2 separate regions of the Homo sapiens genome follow, and region 2 is linked to region 1. A link is an interaction called in ENCODE POLR2A ChIA-PET data of the cell type or tissue named here. Cell type or tissue: GM12878. All regions are shown on one strand. Region 1 overlaps CBFA2T2 (CBFA2/RUNX1 partner transcriptional co-repressor 2). Region 2 overlaps SNTA1 (syntrophin alpha 1).

Region 1 (2,500 bases):
GAGAACTGCACATTTTTGTCAGGGGATTTGTAACTTGGGGGCATTGCTTTCTTGATTGACTTTATTATATCCCTTTCCCAAGTGTGGCCACTGCAAACTGAAGCATAAAAATGGTATTTGGAGATACTTTTCTACAAATACCATTGTGTCCCATCAATGCACAAAAATGTTCCTTGTTGCCAGGATCGTGAACACTCTTGTATGTATTGTCTTTATAGCTGTGCTCTCACAGAAGGAAAACTTGGACTTTACCTTCTTATTTGAGCCTTTGCTCCCCATTTTTTACACTTTAATTTGAATTCAGCAGTTATTGGAGAATGAATGGCTGGTACTTAAGTGAAAAGCTTAGAATTACTGTGAGGAACATAGCTCAATTTAAAGGTGATTATGGTAACCCTGGTCGTATTATTAACTAAGTATGTAACAAGTTCTCTTTGATAGGGAAAAATAACTTGTTAGATATATTAGAATATTACTCATTGGTATCAAGTCTGATTCCTGTTAGCTCAGACCTACCTAATTGCAGCATCATGAAGTTTATCTAATTTATCTTTCTGGAATTTTGTTGCCATTTAGTATTATCAAACAACTGCCTATTATTAATTGTTCCCATAGATGAAGTAGCCTCTGCTTCATGTAGACTCAGCTCTACTTTTCATCTTTTTGAACAATGTATAGCATGAATGACATTTACATGTTTGAGGTCAGAGAGGTTGACTCCCTCTTTTTTCCTACTTGATGTAGTTGATATGTATATATATAATTTAGTACATCATTATTAATGGTGATTTTTTTTTTTTTAAGACAGAGTCGCTCTGTCACCCAGGCTAGAGTGCAGTGGCATGATCTTGGCTCACTGCAACCTCCGCCTCCCAGGTTCAAGCGATTCTCTTGCCTCAGCCTCCTGAGTAACTGGGACTACAGGTGCCCACCACCACACCCAGCTAATTTTTATATTTTTAGTAGAGACAGGGTTTCACCATGTTGGCCAGGCTGATCTCAAACTCCTGACCTTAGGTGATCCACCCGCCTCAGCCTCCCAAAGTGCTAGGTTTACAGGCATGAGCCACCGTGCCCAGCCTATTAATATTGATTTATATATAACTGATTGATTTTCTTTTCATGTCTTGCAGTTGAGGCCTAAGTCTAGATAGTTCCCATGTTAGCTTTTTCACCCCTAATAATTTGATTCATTTATAAGGAGAAGTTAAAGAAAATGCATTTGAGGTAAGCTATATTTGTAACCTGGTTTCTTCCTTTCTCAGCCACTATCTAAAGACTGCTAACTTTCAGTTCACATCACCTCTTGACCTTGTTTCCTCATTTTAGTTCCTAGGGTTGAAGTAACAAAGTACCACTAACTGAGTGGCTTAAGACAATAGAAATTCATTCTCTCACAGTTCAGAAAGCCAGAGGCCCAAAATTGAGGTATCAGCAAGGTTGATTCCTTCCCGGGGTTTCAGAGGACAAATGTGTCCCCTTCTCCCTCCTGGCTTGCTGGTTGCTGGCACTCCTTGGCATTCCTCGGTGTATAGATGTGTCACTCTAGTCCCTGCCTCTGTCGCCACTTGGTGTGACTGTCCTCTCTTTGGCTTCCCTCTGTGTATGTCTCTGTGTCTGTGTCTCATCCCTTCTTTAAGGACACCATTCAGATTGGATTTAGAGCCCACCCAGACAATCTAGGATGATCTCATCCTCTCAAGATTTTTAACTTAATGATATCTTCAAAGACCCTTTTGCCAAATCAGGTAACATTCACAGTTCCAGATGTTGGGATGTGGACATATCTTTTAGGGGGTCACTATTCAGCCTATTATACCAAGCAGTCCTCTAGGGAAGTATGTTGGTATTTCAAATTGTTGTCTGTTTTTGCAAACTTTTAGAAAACCCTAACCTCCATTTCTCTGATTCTCTGCAGTTGGTCCTGAGAAAAGGGTGCCAGCGATGCCTGGATCGCCTGTGGAAGTGAAGATACAGTCCAGATCCTCACCTCCCACCATGCCACCCCTCCCACCAATAAATCCTGGAGGACCGAGGCCAGTGTCCTTCACTCCTACTGCATGTGAGACCTCTTAGTTACTTATGTTTGTAGTTCAGAGTGACATTTGGATCTAAGTGACTGACTTGTATGAAGCGTTCCACATATATTATTCAGTGTTTTCAAAGTACTATTGAAAATATAGACACAGATATATATTTCTGGTTGTTTCTTTTATAAATTACTTTTACCCTCTGAGAATAATACTTAGCTTATTTGGATATTTAGTTGTTTAAATATTTTGTTTTCATATTCTTTGGCTGGTAACTATTTTTATTTCTTTGACTCTAACAATAATGAATTTAAATTATTATATTGCCTTATGGGATTCCAAGTAAGTTTTCTAAAATTATAGAATTCTAAAAATGTTCCAGTGCTGTCATGGTAAGACTTTTTACAAAAGAGAATATTGTTGTATTTGTTTACTAGGGCTGCCATAATGAAATACCACAGACTGGATGG
Region 2 (2,500 bases), 200 kb before region 1:
CAAATTTTGGATAATTTGTCACACAACAATAGATAACCAATACACTGTCTTTGGCCCATGTAGTAAAGGTCTGTTCTTCTCCAGGGAAAGGTGCCCTAGTCCTTGGTCTGGTCCATCTTGGGACTGCAGGGGCCACCCCAGGACCCAAAGGCCAAGGCACAGACCACATACACTGGGCCGGGCTGCCTGTGTGCTCACAGGCTGTTTATTTATCCAAGAGTAAGGAGGAGAGAGACAGGATGAAGAGAAAAACCAGACTCCCCACGGTGGCAGGGCTGAGGGGAAAAACAAACAGAAAATCTCCTCTTCTTTCTCTTGCTGCTGACCCCAGGGTACTCCAGCTTCAGATGGGACCTCTGGGGGTGGCTTAGGGGCCTCGAGGAGGCCCGGCAGCTCAGCTGTTGGCTGGGGTCAGGATCCGCACAGGGGCAGGTCCCAGACTCGGAATGGCTTCTGTGTACACAAAATATCTCTCTGCAAAAGGCACTGGTGGAGGGGGGCAGCAGGAAGGCCACCCCATCACAGGCAGAGTCCACTCTGTCCTGCGTCTGGGTCCTGGGCCCCAAGACCAATCCAGTCTCCCTCAGGGTTGGGGTTTCGGAGGCCCTTGTTCCTCTCCTCTCCCTTCCCTCAGCCCAGGGGTGAGCAGGCAGTCGGTGGAGGCCCAGCTCAGGCCATGTCATGGACACCCCTCTTCAGGGCTAGTGCATCCGGCGACTTCTAGGCCAACAGCCCGAGGCGGGTGACTTTGGCCGACAGGAAGGAGTGGATGATGAAGACTATGGTTTTGGGACACGAGTGCAGGTCCAGCTGCTGGAGGGTGGATGGAGAGAAGAGTCAGGGCCCTGGCCAGCCTGGCCTCCGAGAGTGCACACCCCCTCCTCCCCAGGGTGCAGAGGCAGCCCCTCACTCACGATCTCGCCTTCAGCACCTCCAAAATCCAGGAAAAGGAGACTGGCACCGTCATCTGAAGACATCTGCAGCTTCTCGAAGGGCTGTCGCAGGAGCACAGCTCGGGCTGCACCTGGCTCAGCCGCCCACAGTGTGAAGCCCTTGTCGATGTGCACAGACAGGCTGCAGGGACGCCCATTCCACGTGCAGGCTGCAGGGAGGGCACATAGGTACAGGCACAGCTGGCACCTCAGAGACTACACCCCAACCTCCAACCCCCACCGCAGCTTACAAAGTGGGGCCTGAATGCCTCCAGGGATGGGAGGCTCACTGTTTGTCGTGGCACCAGTACACCCACCCTGCAGAGAGTCATCACCCCCACCCTCAGAGGACCTACACCCACTTCCAGTCCCACTTCCAGCAGCACAAGTAGAAAGGGGGAGCTTAAAATGTGCCATGGACAGGAGGCTCACTGCTGATAAAGGCATCATCAGATCTACCAAGCACCGCCCTTGGAGACCTGCAGAGTTACCCGGCTAAATTTAAATTTCAGATAAACAATGACTAATTTGGGCATACTTCTGTGAAAAAAGTATTCATTGTTAACCTGAAATTCAAATGAGGCTGGGTGTCCTGTATTTATTTCCTCTGGCAACCCTACCCCAAGTGCCATCTCTCACATCCTCACCAGCAGATTGACAAAACTGGGGCAAGAAAACCCCAGGGAGAAGAGTCTCTGCCTGCTAGGGCACCTGCACATCCAAAACAGAGGGCCCAAACCCAACTTCCTTTTTTTTTTGGAGAAACAGTCTCACTCTGTTACCCAGGCTGGAGTGCAGTGGGCGCAATCTCGGCTCACCACAACCTCCATCTCCCGGGTTCAAGTGATTCTCGTGCCTCAGCTTCCTGCGTAGCTGGGACTACAGGCACCTAGTACCATGCCCGGCTAATTTTTGTATTATTATTTTTTTTTTTTGAGACAGTCTTGCTCTGTCGCCCAGGCTGGAGTGCAGTGGCACAATCTGGGCCCACTACAACCTCCACCTCCCAGATTCAAACAATTCTGCCTCAGCCTCCCGAGTAGCTAGGACTACAGGCGCCCACCACCATGCCCGGCTAATTTTTGTATTTTTAGTAGAGACAGGGTTTCACCATTTTGGCCAGGCTGGTCTCAAACTGCTGACCTCAAGTGATCCACCCGCCTCAGCCTCCCAAAGTGCTGCGATTACAGGCGTGAGCCACCGCACCTGGCCAATTTTTGTATTATTAGTAGAGACAGGGTTTTGCCATGTTTGCCAGACTGGTCTCAAACTTCTGACCTCAGGTGATCCACCCACCTTGACCTCCAAACCCCATTTTCTATCCCCTCCTGAAGTGCCCTAAAGAAGGAAGCTTGAATGCCCCTGGGGATAAGAGGCTTATTACCAGAGGGACACTCCCAGATCCTCCCAGCACACCTGTAGACACCTCCTGCACACCCTCGGCGGCCCGGTGACAGCCATCCACAAGCTGGCGGGTCCAGGCAGCCAGCTCCTGCGGTGACTCCACGCTGAACAGGTGAGTGTCCACACCGTGACGCGTGCCCGTGCGCAGGGCAAAAGAGAGCTCT

Evidence for each region. Peaks named below come from ENCODE experiments on the same cell type or tissue, not always from the same donor. Only the 100,000 strongest peaks of a DNase experiment are listed, where the experiment ranks them.
Region 2: POLR2A ChIA-PET joins it to region 1 with 6 read pairs; 4 of 35 experiments call an interaction of 5 or more read pairs at or near these places.

What each region holds. Positions count from the first base shown.
Region 1 is chr20:33,605,038-33,607,537 of GRCh38, forward strand. It overlaps CBFA2T2 (CBFA2/RUNX1 partner transcriptional co-repressor 2), which reads left to right. Exons shown (of 11, transcript NM_001032999.3): 2 at 1,919-2,062. Among named protein-coding and RNA genes, the nearest start is that of C20orf144, 56 kb to the right of the region's middle. RefSeq lists a silencer at 1,572-1,621. In GM12878, no CTCF peak of the experiment used is centred here; a DNase peak (open chromatin) is centred at 1,294; H3K4me3 peaks cover 504 bases; H3K27ac peaks cover 1,069 bases.
Region 2 is chr20:33,407,787-33,410,286 of GRCh38, forward strand. It overlaps SNTA1 (syntrophin alpha 1), which reads right to left. Exons shown (of 8, transcript NM_003098.3): 6 at 2,349-2,500; 7 at 915-1,102; 8 at 171-813. The coding sequence ends at 721. LOC124904889 (a long non-coding RNA gene) reads left to right here. Exons shown (of 2, transcript XR_007067567.1): 2 at 2,267-2,500. Among named protein-coding and RNA genes, the nearest start is that of CDK5RAP1, 7.5 kb to the left of the region's middle. In GM12878, no CTCF peak of the experiment used is centred here; a DNase peak (open chromatin) is centred at 1,525.